Regions from separate parts of the Homo sapiens genome. Here region 1 is linked to region 2. A link is a loop called in an ENCODE intact Hi-C map of the cell type or tissue named here. Cell type or tissue: mucosa of descending colon. All regions are shown on one strand. Links, peaks and the distances in the headings refer to the core of each region. The heading gives the core; the rest is flanking DNA.

Evidence for each region. A loop is a pair of places that touch in the nucleus more often than their neighbours do. Peaks named below come from ENCODE experiments on the same cell type or tissue, not always from the same donor. Only the 100,000 strongest peaks of a DNase experiment are listed, where the experiment ranks them.
Region 1: it touches region 2 in a loop (6-fold over the local background); 103 of 110 quality-filtered maps call a loop at or near these places.

The regions. Positions count from the first base shown.
Region 1 is chr7:102,276,739-102,283,259 of GRCh38, forward strand. It overlaps a transcript of CUX1 not described here. Among named protein-coding and RNA genes, the nearest start is that of SH2B2, 6.9 kb to the right of the region's middle. RefSeq lists enhancers at 2,473-3,091, 3,092-3,711. In mucosa of descending colon, for the core only: a CTCF peak has its summit at 2,888 (motif pointing right); a DNase peak (open chromatin) is centred at 2,943.
Region 2 is chr7:102,388,747-102,394,882 of GRCh38, forward strand. All of the region lies in intron 4 of LOC100630923 (LOC100289561-PRKRIP1 readthrough), which reads left to right. Among named protein-coding and RNA genes, the nearest start is that of PRKRIP1, 4.5 kb to the right of the region's middle. In mucosa of descending colon, for the core only: a CTCF peak has its summit at 2,177 (motif pointing left); a DNase peak (open chromatin) is centred at 2,165.

The sequences.
Region 1 (6,521 bases), core at 1,826-4,325, 110 kb before region 2:
TCGGTATAGGCAAATCCATAGAGACAAAAAAGAGACTGCCGGTTACCAGGCAGTAGGGGAGGAGGGAATGGGGAGTGACTGCTGGCAGGTTTGGGGTTTCTTATTGGGGTGATTTTAAATGTTCTGGAATTAGGTAGTGGGGATGGTTGCATAACATTGTGAATACAAATGACCGAACTGTACACTTTGAAATGCTGATGTTTATGTTATGGGTATTATATCTCAATAATAGTTTTTAAAAGGCTAATACCAATGACAAAAAAAAGTATGAAGAAATCTGACCAGGCATCGTGGCTCATGCCTGTAATCCCAGCACATTGGGAGGCCGAAGTGGGAAGATTGCTTGAGCCCAGGAGTTTGAGACCAGCCTGGGCAACGCAGTGAGACCCCGACTCTGCAAAAATAAAAAAGTAGCTGGGCATGGTGGTGTGAGCCTATAGTCCCAGCTACCTGGGAGGCTGAGATGGGAGGATCGCTTGAGTCGGGAGGCTGAGGCTGCAGTGAGCTCTGGTCATGCCACTTTATTCTAGCCTGGGTGATAGAGCAAGACCCTGTCTCTAAAATATATAGACAGGGGCCAGGCGCAGCAGCTCACGCCTATAATCCCAACACTTTGGGAGGCAGAGATGGGTGGATCACCTGAGATCAGGAGTTCGAGACCAGCCTGAACAAAATGGTAAAACCCTGTCTTTACTAAATACAAAAAAACTAGCCAGGCATGGTGGCACATGCCTGTAATCCCAGCTACTTGGGAGGCTGAGGCAGGAGAATCGCTTGAACCCGGGAGGCAGAGGTTGCAGTGAGCCGAGATTGATTGCGTCGTTGCACTCCAGCCTGGGCAACAAGAGCGAAACTCCATATCAAAAAAATAATAAAAATAAAAATAAAAAATAAAATAAAATATATAGACAGGGTCTTGCTCTGTCATATATTAAGGTTGATGCAAATGTAATCATGGTGTTTGCCATTACTTTTAAGGGCAAAAACCACGATTACATTTGCACCAACGTGATACATATGAAGAAACCTGACCCAAGATCCCTGACTTCTGCCTGTGGTGGGGCCACAGTGGGGGAAGGGGCAGCTTTACAGAGTCAGGCAGGTCAAGGAGAAGGCTGTGGGCACAGAAGGGGCTCCAGGTAGACGGAGCAGCACCTGTGCCAGCACGGAGGCCTCTCCCCCACCCCTTTCCTTGCCCCTCCCCCCCCAGGAGAACCGCCTGGCCCAGCACACCCTCCAGGCCCTGCAGAGTGAGCTGGACAGCCTGCGCGCCGACAACATCAAGCTCTTTGAGAAGATCAAGTTCCTGCAGAGCTACCCTGGCCGGGTGAGGGCCCTCCCCTGGCCTCAGCTCCAGGTGGACCAGGCAGGGAGAGAGGCCGATCAGGGCTCTGGAGATGGGAGGGTCGGGGACCAAGACCTGCTGGGCAGCACTGGGCCCCAGAGACCCCTGAGGCCTTCCGACATCTCCCCACCCACCCACCTGCCTGCTAGCTGCCCTCCCTAAGCCGGGAGAAGCTCACAGAGTGGAGCCCCTGTCCAGATTCATTCATAAAAACTGGCCAGAAGGACCAGGCACGGTGGCTCATGCCTGTCATCCCACCACTGTGGGAGGCCGAGGCAGGAGAATTGCCTGAGCTCAGAAGTTCGAGACCAGCCTGGCCAATATGGTGAAACCCCGTCTCTACTAAAAATACAAAAAAAGTATCCGGGCATGGTGGTGCACACCTGTAGTCCCAGCTACTCAGGAGGCTGAGGCAGGAGAATCGCTGGAACCCAGGAGGCGGAGGTTTCAGTGAGCCAAGATCACACCACTGCACTCCAGCCTGGGCAACAAGAGCGAAACTCCGTCTCAAAAATAAAATAAAATAAAAATAAATAAAATAAAATTAAAATAAAATAAAATAAAATAAAATAAAAAAATAAAATAAAATATAAAATAAAATAAATAAAATAAAATAATAAAATAGTAAAGTAAAATAAAATAATAATAAATAAAATAAAATAAAATAGAAAAGAAAATACTAGCCAGAAGGGCCAGGCACAGTGGCTCATGCCTGTAATCCCAGCACCGTGAGAGGCCGAGGCGGGTGGAGTTTGAGACCAGCCTGGCCGACATAGTGAAACCCTATCTCTACTGAAAATACAAAAATTAGCCAGGCATCGTGGCACGTGCCTGTAGTCCCAGCTACTCAGGAGGCTGAGGTGGGAGGATCACTTGAGCCCAGGAGGTACAGGCTGCAGTGAGCTGAGATCCAGCCACTACACTCCAGCCCAGGTGACAGAGCAAGACCCTGCCTCCAAAAAATAAAAATAAATAGGCTGGGCATGGTGGCTCAGGCCTGTAATCCCAGCGGTTTGGGAGGCTGAGGCGGGCGGATCATTTGAGGTCAGGAGTTCCAGACCAGCCTGGCCAACATAGTGAAACCCCGTCTCTACTAAAAATATAAAAATTGGCTGGGCGTGGTGTCATGCACCTGTAATCCCAGCTACTCAGGCGGCTAAGGCAGGAGAATCGCTTGAACCTGAGAGGTGGAGGTTGCAGTGAGCCGAGGTCACACCATTGCACTCCAGCCTGGGCGACAGAGCGAAACTCTGTCTCAAATAAATAAATAAGCAATAATAAAAAATGTAAACAGAATTTGGTCCACACTCCAAAAAGCAACCAAGAGAGTGGATCAGAAACTCACTTGCCGAGTTTTTCTGGGCTAGGGAGGCCTGTGCGTGGCTTCTCTCAGCCCCCAGGCCTCCCAGGGGCCACCCCGTGCCAGGAAACCCTTTCTATGAGTGAGAGAAGAGCGTGGGGCATAGTGGGGCAGGGATTCACCTCTCCCTCTTCCTTTGGGGCCCAGCAGCCCCCAGCCCTGTCCCCACCCATCAGAGCCGCTCCTTGGCCACCAGAGGGCACTCAGACTCTGCAAACCAGCCTGGCTCTGGGTGGCCAGCTGGGGGGCGTCTCCTCTCCCAGCTGCCTGCCTGCTCGCATGACCACCCCACACTCCCAGCAAACCCACCTTCCTGCAGCTGCGCCCGGCCCTGCCTGGGCCTCAGTTCCCCATCTGTGCCCGGAGGCACTGTGGCCCTGACCCCATGGGTAACTCCATGCCCCTGTGGCAGGAGGCACCAGCCACATTCACATTGTCACCCCAGCACCCTCTCCTCCCGCCTCTGAGATCTAGGGCTCCCTCCCCCACTTCCCTTTTTTGCAGATGAGGAAACTGAGGCTCCCCTGGGCTCCTGCCCTTCCCGCTGGGCCCCAAGGCACTGACTGGTTCTCTTCCCCTCCCTGTCTGTGCAGGGCAGCGGCAGTGATGACACGGAGCTGCGGTACTCGTCCCAGTACGAGGAGCGCCTGGACCCCTTCTCCTCCTTCAGCAAGCGGGTTCGTGAGCCCAGCCTGGGCAGGGGAGGGGAGGGGCATCAGCCCAGGGAAGCCCAGGGGTCCCCCCATCACTTGGCCCCTATCCCTGAGCACTCGGCCTTCCCTGGCTCCCCTCCACCTGCCCTTGTCTGGGTGCTCTCGGCCAGCCTTGCCACGCCAGCCCTGCACACCCTGGCCCCTCAGGCCAGGAGCCCCCCCAAGACAGCCTCCCCACCGCTTCAGTGCAATGTAGGCCCAGGGCCCATTCAGGAACACCTGCCGAGGACTACCCGAGGGTGTGTGGCAGTGACCGGGTTAACCTGGAGTGCATTTGCGGGACAGGCAGACAAGGAAAAACCAGTTACAGCTCCCAGAATCGGGCGATCCATTGTGGGGACCCCACCCCACAACTCCCCTCCCCCACCCAGACTGCAGAAGTTCTGCCCGTGGAGTACTTTCCCATGGGCAGAATGGACGGCTGCAGAGGCGGGGAGGGGCTCTCACAGATGTCAGGGGAGTCCAGAATGTCACACTGAGTAGACTGTGCACCCAGGGAAGCCCCTGGCAGCACCCTGGCAGCCCCCTGGGGGTCTGCAAGAACAGCGGGCAGGGTGTCCTGTGGCTGGCCAGGCCCTGCTCTCTGCCACAAGCCAGGGCCTGTGAGGTCCTTTGGGGTCCTTTCCTGACTGTCCCTCCCTGTGCAGGAGCGGCAGAGGAAGTACCTGAGCTTGAGTCCCTGGGACAAGGCCACCCTCAGCATGGTGAGTCCCTGCCCCTACCCACCCCCTCCCTGGACAGGCCTGAGCCTCTGTCTCCAGGCACCTCTTCACCTGCCCTGCAGCCCAGGCTGGAGGAGCCGCCAGCCCTGCCAAGAGTGGCTGTGTGATCTGGGACAGGGTCTCTCCCCTTCCCGGGCAGATCCTCTGAGAGCATGGTTCACAGCATGGTTCTGAACTGGGCTGTAGAGGGGGCATTCCTCAGAATTCCTGCAGCCTAGAGTCAGACATGGTGGCTCACACCTGTCATCCCAGCACTTTGGGAGGTGGGAGGATTGCTTGAGCCCAGGAGTTCGAGACCAGCCTGGGCAACACAGTAAGATCCTGTCTCTACAAAAAATAAAATTAGCCAGGCGCAGTGGTGTGCACCTGTAGTCCCAGCTACTCAGGAGGCTGACGGAGGAGGATCACTTGAGCCTAGGAAGTCAATGCTACAGTGAGCTGTGACCACTACATTCCAGCCTGGGCAACCTTGTCTAAAAAAACGTTTTTAAAGAATTCCGGTGGCCGGGCACAGCAGCTCACGCCTGTAATCTCAGCACTTTGGGAGGCCAAGTTGGGCGGATCACCTGAGGTCTGGAGTTCGAGACCAGCCTGGCCAACATAGTGAAACCCTATCTCTAGTAAAAATACAAAAATTAGCTGGGCGTGGTGACGCACACCTGTAATCCCAGCTACTCAGGAGGCTGAGGCAGGAGAATCACTTGAACCCAGGAGGTGGAGGTTGCAGTGAGCCAAGATCACACCACTGCACTCCAGCCTGGGCGACAGAGGGAGACTCTGTCTCAAAAAAAAAAGAATTCCAGCAGCCCATGTCCCTGGCCCATAATGATGGAATAGGGGCCCCAGCTTCCTGTCCCTTCCCTCCCCTTGCCACCCTAGGGCCCTTTCTGTGAAGCCCAGGCAGCCCTGCAGGGGTGGGTGAGGCCGGCCCCATCCCCACTCACCCCCTCCTTGCTCCCAGGGGCGTCTGGTTCTCTCCAACAAGATGGCGCGCACCATCGGCTTCTTCTACACACTGTTCCTGCACTGCCTGGTCTTCCTGGTGAGTGTGCACACGGGCGGGCCAGAGGCACATTCACCATCCCCAGCCCTGACCTCCAGGGCAGCAGGGGCCTGTTACGGTGGCCTGGCCCCTGGGCCTACCCCAAGCTGCATCTCTAGCTTGCGGCCATGCCTCTCCCCTTCGAGAGCCTTGGCCCACCCCAGGGACGAGAAGGACCCACCCCATTGGGACCTCTGGCCAGGGCACCAGCCGGGCCGCTCCGTGAAAGAGGCCTGGCTGATCACATCTGGGACTGGTCCTGAACGGGCTTCATAGGAAGAAGGGATGGAGTGGGAAGGGAGCAGGTCTAATGAACTCCACCAAGGGACAGTCACGAAGACTGCACAGAGAAGGGGCGTCTTGAACTAACCTCCCCAGCTGTGGAGGTGGCGTTCTAGTTAGCGGATAAGGGCCTCCATGTCTGCCAAGTTGGGGGAGAAGAGGGGTGGAAGGCTGTGTCTCTGGAAGGATCCAGCCTTGGGGACTCCTGTCCCCCGCACAGTCAAGATGGCCCCTACAGAGCTAACCTGGGCTCAAGTTCTGACCCCAGGGTCCAGCGGCTCCTGGCCCTTCCAAGGGTTGGCCCACAGTATTAGAGGAGGTGCCTCCGTGTCTGGGCCCATCTGATCATCTGCAGAAGCAGTGGGTGCAGGAACATGTCTAAGACCCACCCGCCCCGGAGTCTGGGGCTCGAGAACCTTTATGTTCCAGGCCAGGCCCAGGGGCCATGGGTGGGCTGCAGGGGTGGCCTTGAGGCGAACGGGCAGCTCACCGTGTCTCCACCTGGCCAGGTGCTCTACAAGCTGGCATGGAGCGAGAGCATGGAGAGGGACTGTGCCACCTTCTGCGCCAAGAAGTGAGGACCCCCACTTGGGCCCCCCCTCAGCCCCACAGCGAGCTCCCAGCACCCCCGCAACACCCCCGAGTTCCTGCCTCATGTCCCCCACTCCTTAGCCCTCCATCACAGCCCCCCATTCTGGCCCTCCCCCTACCCCTACTCCCGGTATCCACTACCCCCTAGCCCCACCCCATCACATGGTACACACCCCCCTTCCCCAACACACACACTCGGCCTCAGCAAAGCTTCCCGTGTCCCCCAGGTTCGCTGACCACCTGCACAAGTTCCACGAGAATGACAACGGGGCTGCGGCTGGTGACTTGTGGCAGTGATACCCCGGGGCCTCCCCCGTGACAGTGACGGCTGCGCCTCCACCCCGACTGCTCAGTGCATCTAATCACTTAGACTCCCCTGAAGAATCCCCCATGGAAACTGCCCTTATCCGCTGTCCAGCAGCTGCCAGAGGCCCCAGGTCACCTCGGGTCCCCTTGAAAGAATGTC
Region 2 (6,136 bases), core at 1,036-3,535:
TCACTGGAAGCCAGGAGTTTGAGACCAGCCTGGGCAATACAGCAAGACATCATCTCTACAAAAATAATAATAATAATAAAGTAAAAATAGCCAGGTGTGGTGGTGTGCACCAATAGTCCCAGCTATTCAGGAGGCTGTGGCAGGAGGATCACTGAAGCCCAGGAGTTTGAGGCTGCAATGGGCTATGGTCACGCCACTGCGCTCCAGTCTAGGCAACAGAGTGAGACACCATCTCAAAAGAAGGAAAGAAGGTAGGAAGGGAGGAAGGGAGGGAGGGAGGGAGGGAGGGGAAAAAATATCTATTACCCAAGAAAGTTCCCTGAGGCCCTCCCAGGTCAGTCCCGTCCTCCTACTTGGCCCATGGCAACTGCTGATCTGTTTTCCATCCCTATCATTTTGGCTTTTCCAGAACATCAAGTAAATGGAACCATTCAGGTTGTGGCCTTCTATTAATAGATCTGACTTCACTCACTAAACATAATGCATCTGAGATCCATCCACGTTATTGCAAGCCTCAAGAGGTCCTTCCTTCCTTTTTCTTTTTTCTTTTTCTTTTTTTTTTTTTTGAGATGGAGTCTCACTCTGTCGCCCAGGCTGGAGTGCAGTGGCACGAGCTCGGCTCACTGCAAGCTCCGCCTCCCGGGTTCACGCCATTCTCCTGCCTCAGCCTCCTGAATAGCTGGGACTATTGGTGCACACCACCACACCTGGCTAATTTTTTTGTATTTTTAGTAGAGACTGGGTTTCACCCTGTTAGCCAGGATGGTCTTGATCTCCTGACCTCGTGATCTGCCCGCCTCGGCCTCCAAAAGTGCTGGGATTACAGGCATGAGCCACCACACCTGGTCCCCTTTTTTTTTGAGATGGGGTCTCACTGTCGCCCAGGCTGAGTGCAGTGGTATGATATCTTAATCCACCTTCTTAATCCGACTCACTGCAACCTCCGCCTCCTGGGTTCAAGCAATCCTCCTGCCTCAGCCTTCCAAGTACCTGAGATTACAGGTGCACACCACCATGCCCAGCTAATTTTTGTATTTTTAGTAGAGATAGGCTTTCATCTTGTTGGCCAGGCTGGTCTTGAACTCCCGGCCTCAAGTGATCCTCCCTCTTCAGCCTCCTAAAGTGCTGGGATTACAGTCATGAGCCACCGCACTCAGCAAAAGCTCCTTCCTTTTATTGCTAAGTAGTATTTCCCTGTAGGTCTAGATCTCAATTTGATGGACATATGGGTTGTTTCCAGTTTTTGGCAATTATGAATCAAGCTACTGTTTGTATTTGCATACAGGTCAGTCAGTGGACATATATTTTCATTTCTCTAGTTTGAGACCAGCCTGGGTAACGAGAGTGAAACTCTGTCTCAAAAAAAAAAAGAAAAGAAAAGAAAAAAAGAAAAAAGAAAAAAAACCCTGCTGTTTTAGTACTTAAAGTATCAACCACTACTCAAAGAATTGAGATAGGAGTACCCACTCGTCTAGGGTAATCAACCATCCTGGCTTGCCCAAGATTCTCCTGGTTTTAGCACTGAAGGTCCCACTTTCTGGGAAACCCTTCAGTCCTAGGATCAAACTAGGACAAGTGTGGTCACCTATTTTTTTTTTTTTTTTTCAGACAGAGTCTCTCTCTGTCTCCCAGGCTGGAGTGCAGAGGTGCGATTTTGGCTCAGTACAGCCTCCGCCTCCTGGGCTCAAGCAATTCTCCTGCCTCAGCCTCCCGAGTAGGTGGGATTACAGGCAGCTCCCCCCACCCCACACGCCCGGCTAATTTTTTTTGTATTTTTAGTAGAGACGGAGTTTCACCATGTTGGCCAGGCTGGTCTCGAACTCCTGACCTCAGATCATCCACCTGCCTCAGCCTCCCAAAGTGCTGGTATTACAGGCGTGAGCCATGTTATTGAATGTCAGGCTCTGCTGGACACTGCATGTCCAAACGTCATTTTACCCATGTGCCAGCGACAAGGTAGATTCGCTTGTACCAATTTTGCACATAAGGAAACAGCCTTAGAGAGGTTAGGTTGCTTGTGCAAGCCCAGGGTAGGTGGCACCCAGTCTGCCAGTCTGCAACGCACTGGTATCTTCCAGCCAGTAGACCTTGCTCCCTGGGTGCCCAGTTCTGGATCTCAGGAAAGGTGGATTAAGGCTCCTAGTGGCGGGACCTGGGTGGGGATTTGCTGCCCTCTGGTGGCAGAAGGGACATCACCCTGGGTGTGAGACTTGTGGGCATCTGTGAGGCGGCCTTTCATCCCAGGGAGCCGGACCTCAAATCTGACCTCAGCCCCAGGAAGGTGCCACCAGGAAGGTGCCACCTAGGAGGGTGCCACCAGGGTTCCCGCCAGGGTCTGCTGGGGCCCTGTCCCATCTGTGTGAGTCACATAATCACTCAGGCTGTCACAGACCCAGGGCTAGACTGCTGGGTTTGAGTCTGTGTGGCCCTGAGCCAATTGCTTTCTCCTCTGGGCCTCAGTTCCATTTCAGTAGAATCAGGATGATAGCCTGGGCAACATAGCAAGACTCCAGCTCTACCAAATAAATAAATAAATAAATAAATAAATAAATAAATAAATAAAATATTAGGCTGGGCAAGGTGGCTCACGCCTGTAATCCCAGCACTTTGGGAAGCTGAGGCGGGTGGATCACCTGAGATCAGGAGTTCGGGGCCAGCCTGGCCAACATGACGAAACCCTGTCTCTACTAAAAATACAAAAATTAGCCGGGCATGGTGGCGGGTGCCTGTAATCCCAGCTACTCAGGAGGCTGAGGCAGGAGAATCGCTGGAACCTGGGAGGCAGAGGTTGCAGTGAGCCGAGATCGCGCCATTGCACTCCAGCCTGGGTGACAAGAGAGAAACTCCCTCTCAAAAAATAAAAATAAAAAGTTAGCTGAGTGTGGTGGCACCAGCCTGTTGTCATAGCTACTCAGGAGTCCAAGGCTGAAGAATTGCTTGAGGTCAGCCTGGGAAACATAGCAATACCCCATGTCTACAAAAAATGTGAAAAATTAGCTGGGCATAGTGGTACCTGCCTGTAGCCCTAGCTTTTCTGGACACTGAGTCAGGAGGATCCCTTGAGCCCAGGAGTTCGAGGCTGCAGTTAGCTATACTGGCACCACCGCACTCCAGCCTGGTGACAGAGTGAGACCCCGTCTATTGAAAAACATATATCTGCTGATAAATATGTCCACAATTTAGACCAGACTTAGACACTGAAGTTATTACCAGCTCCTTCACACCCACATGCCTTAACTCTCTCTTGCCTTCATGCATTCCTTCACTCCATTCATTCGCTTAACTTTCATCCAGCAGATATCTGCCAAGCACCAGCTCTGTGACAGACACTGAGGCTGGGGGTGCCAGGGAGACCTTTACCAACCGGACAGACACTGCCCCGCACTCCTGGCTCTGTGGCTTTCTGATAGTCCGTGGCCTCACATGTTCATTTATTAAGTGTCCTTTTATTGATTGAGTCTTCATTCTTTCTCTTAATGTCCTTATTCATTCATTCATCCATCACTTGCTCATCTCACTGACACGTCTATTCAGTCTTCATATATGTTTTCATTCCTTTATTCTCCAAGCATCCTGGAAGTACCCACTCTACACCATGCCAGGGTTAGATGCTGGGATTCTGGCCCAGCCCACCACACTGCCAAGCCCATGGGGACACAGATGGTGAGGACATAGTGGTAACTACTTCACCAGTTATTGGGATTCAGAGCTGGGAGAGCACCAAGAAGGGAGCAATTCACTTCCTGGAAGTGAGGGGTGGGAGAGGCAATCTGAGAAGGCTTCTTGGAGGAGGTAGCATTTTGGCCAAGTTGAGAAGCCTGTATGGGAGTTCTCCAAGGAGGAAAAGATGCTTTGTTTTGTAGACAAAAACCTTCGTTCTGTGGAGTGTTTGGAGAAAAGTGAGGTACTGGTTGCTAATGTGTGTGATCCTGGGTGAGTTTGTGTGCATGGCCCCAGCCAGGCCAAGCCCTCCCCAGGTTCCAGTGACAGACCTGGGCCACTAAGGACCCTTAATTCCACCCTGAGCTCCTAGAAAACCACCCACTATTGGGCAGCCAGGAATGACCTTTGGAGAACAAACACTTCACCCTCCAGGTACCATCCACTTGTCCACCTGTTCATCCTCTTGGGGACTCAGTGGGAGGGCGACCCTGTCCCTAGGAGCCCATGTCCCTCCAGCAAATGTTTCTTTTATTTTTATTTTTATTTATTTATTTATTTTGAGACAGAGTCTTGCTCTGTCGCCCAGGCTGGAGTGCAAAGGCGTAATCTTAGCTCACTGCAACCTCTGCCTCCCAGGTTCAAGCAATTCTCCAGCCTCAGCCTCCCGAGTAGCTGGGATTACAGGTGTGCACCACCACGCCTGGCTATTTTTTGTATTTCTAGTAGAGACGGGGTTTCACCATGTTGGCCAGGCTGGTCTCAAACTCCTGACCTCAGGTGATCTGCCCACCTCGGCCTCCCAAAGTGCTGGGATTACAGGCATGAGCCACCACACCAGGTTTTTGTGGTCACGGAATGGTCTTGTGTGATGTTGGTGTCCTGGAAATTACTTTTGTTTGACAAGAGAACACCAAGACCCAGCTGTGAATGTCTGTCCAGCTCCCAGGGAAACAGAACAGGAACTGGACAGAGCTTCTCCTTCACATCCTTTCCCTTTTTCCTTCTTTTGTCCCACTGATCACAAAACCCACACCATTGCCTCGCTGACAATATAGCTGCTAACCCCGAGGCTTTAGTCATACAAAGAAAATAAAGAACGAAACTGTCTCAAAAAAAAAAAAAAAAAAAAAAGAATTCCAGAGACTGGCCTTAGGAGATCCAAATATCAAATGAAGCTTGCGGAGTGTCCCACCTCGGGAAGGAATGCTGAACAATTGATTGACACCCTTGTTGCCACCAGCCAGACTACCAGGTGACTCATTACTTAAGATAACCATCGCAACCAGATATGCGACCTGCATACCCTCAAAACCAGATATGCGACCTGCATACCCTCACGTGCTTTGCCCAGCCCAGCCTGCATACCCTACCCCTGATGTCAATTCCCATGCTTTGCCTAATAAAAAAAATTCCCAGCCAGGCGCAGTGGCTTATGCCTGTAATCCCAGCACTTTGGGAGGCCGAGGCGGGCGAACCATGAGGTCAGGAGATTGAGACCATCCTGGCCAACATGGTGAAACCCTGTCTCTACTAAAAGACAAAAAATTAGCCGGGCGTGGTGGCGTGCACCTGTAGTCCCAGCTACTCGGGAGGCTGAGGCAGGAGAATTGCTTGAACCTGGGAAACGGAGGTGCAGTGAGCTGAGTTCGCACCACTGCACTCCAGCCTGGCGACAGAGCAACACTCTGTCTCACAAAAAAAAAAAAAATTCCCCACTGGCTCTTCCACAAGTCAGCTGGAGGATCCCTTCACTTCTGCTTCCATTGTCTTCCCTGCACTCAAGCACAAGCTCTGAAATAAATGCCTTGTCTGGGAAATCTGCTTGGATCCCTGTTAAGTTTCATTACAAGGGGAGCCAAACAGCCTATGGTCTGTAACACCAAATGTATGTGAGCAACAGCTTTTCTCTTTCTCTTTCTCTCTCTAATTTTTTTTTCTTTTTCTTTTTCTTTTTTTTAGACACAGAGTCTTGCTCTGTCACCCAGGCTGGAGTGCAGTGGCACGATCTTGGCTCACAGCAACCTCCATCTCCCAGTTTCAAGCTATTCTCCTGTCTCAGCCTCCTGAATAGCTGGGATTACAGGCACACACCACCACACCTGGCTAATTTTTGTATTTTTAATAGAGATGGGGTTTCACCATGTTGGCCATGCTGGTCTCAAACTCCTGACTTCAAGTGATCTGCCCATCTCGGCCTCCCAAAACGTTGGGATTACACGTGTGAGCCACCATGCCGGGCCTTTTCTGTTTCTCAATGTCAACTAAACAAAAAATCAGGCTTTTAAAAAATTAAGGTTGGTTTTTTGCAATCTTACTGAGGACTGTAACCAGGGAAAGTCTTTCACAGAGTTTGTTAAACTGCTCCAAAACAGAGTTTCAGCACACATTTATATATTTATATTTATATACAGTTTATATAAAAACATTTATATACAGTTGGTGGTGCCCTGCATGTGCTCAGAAGTTATATCAA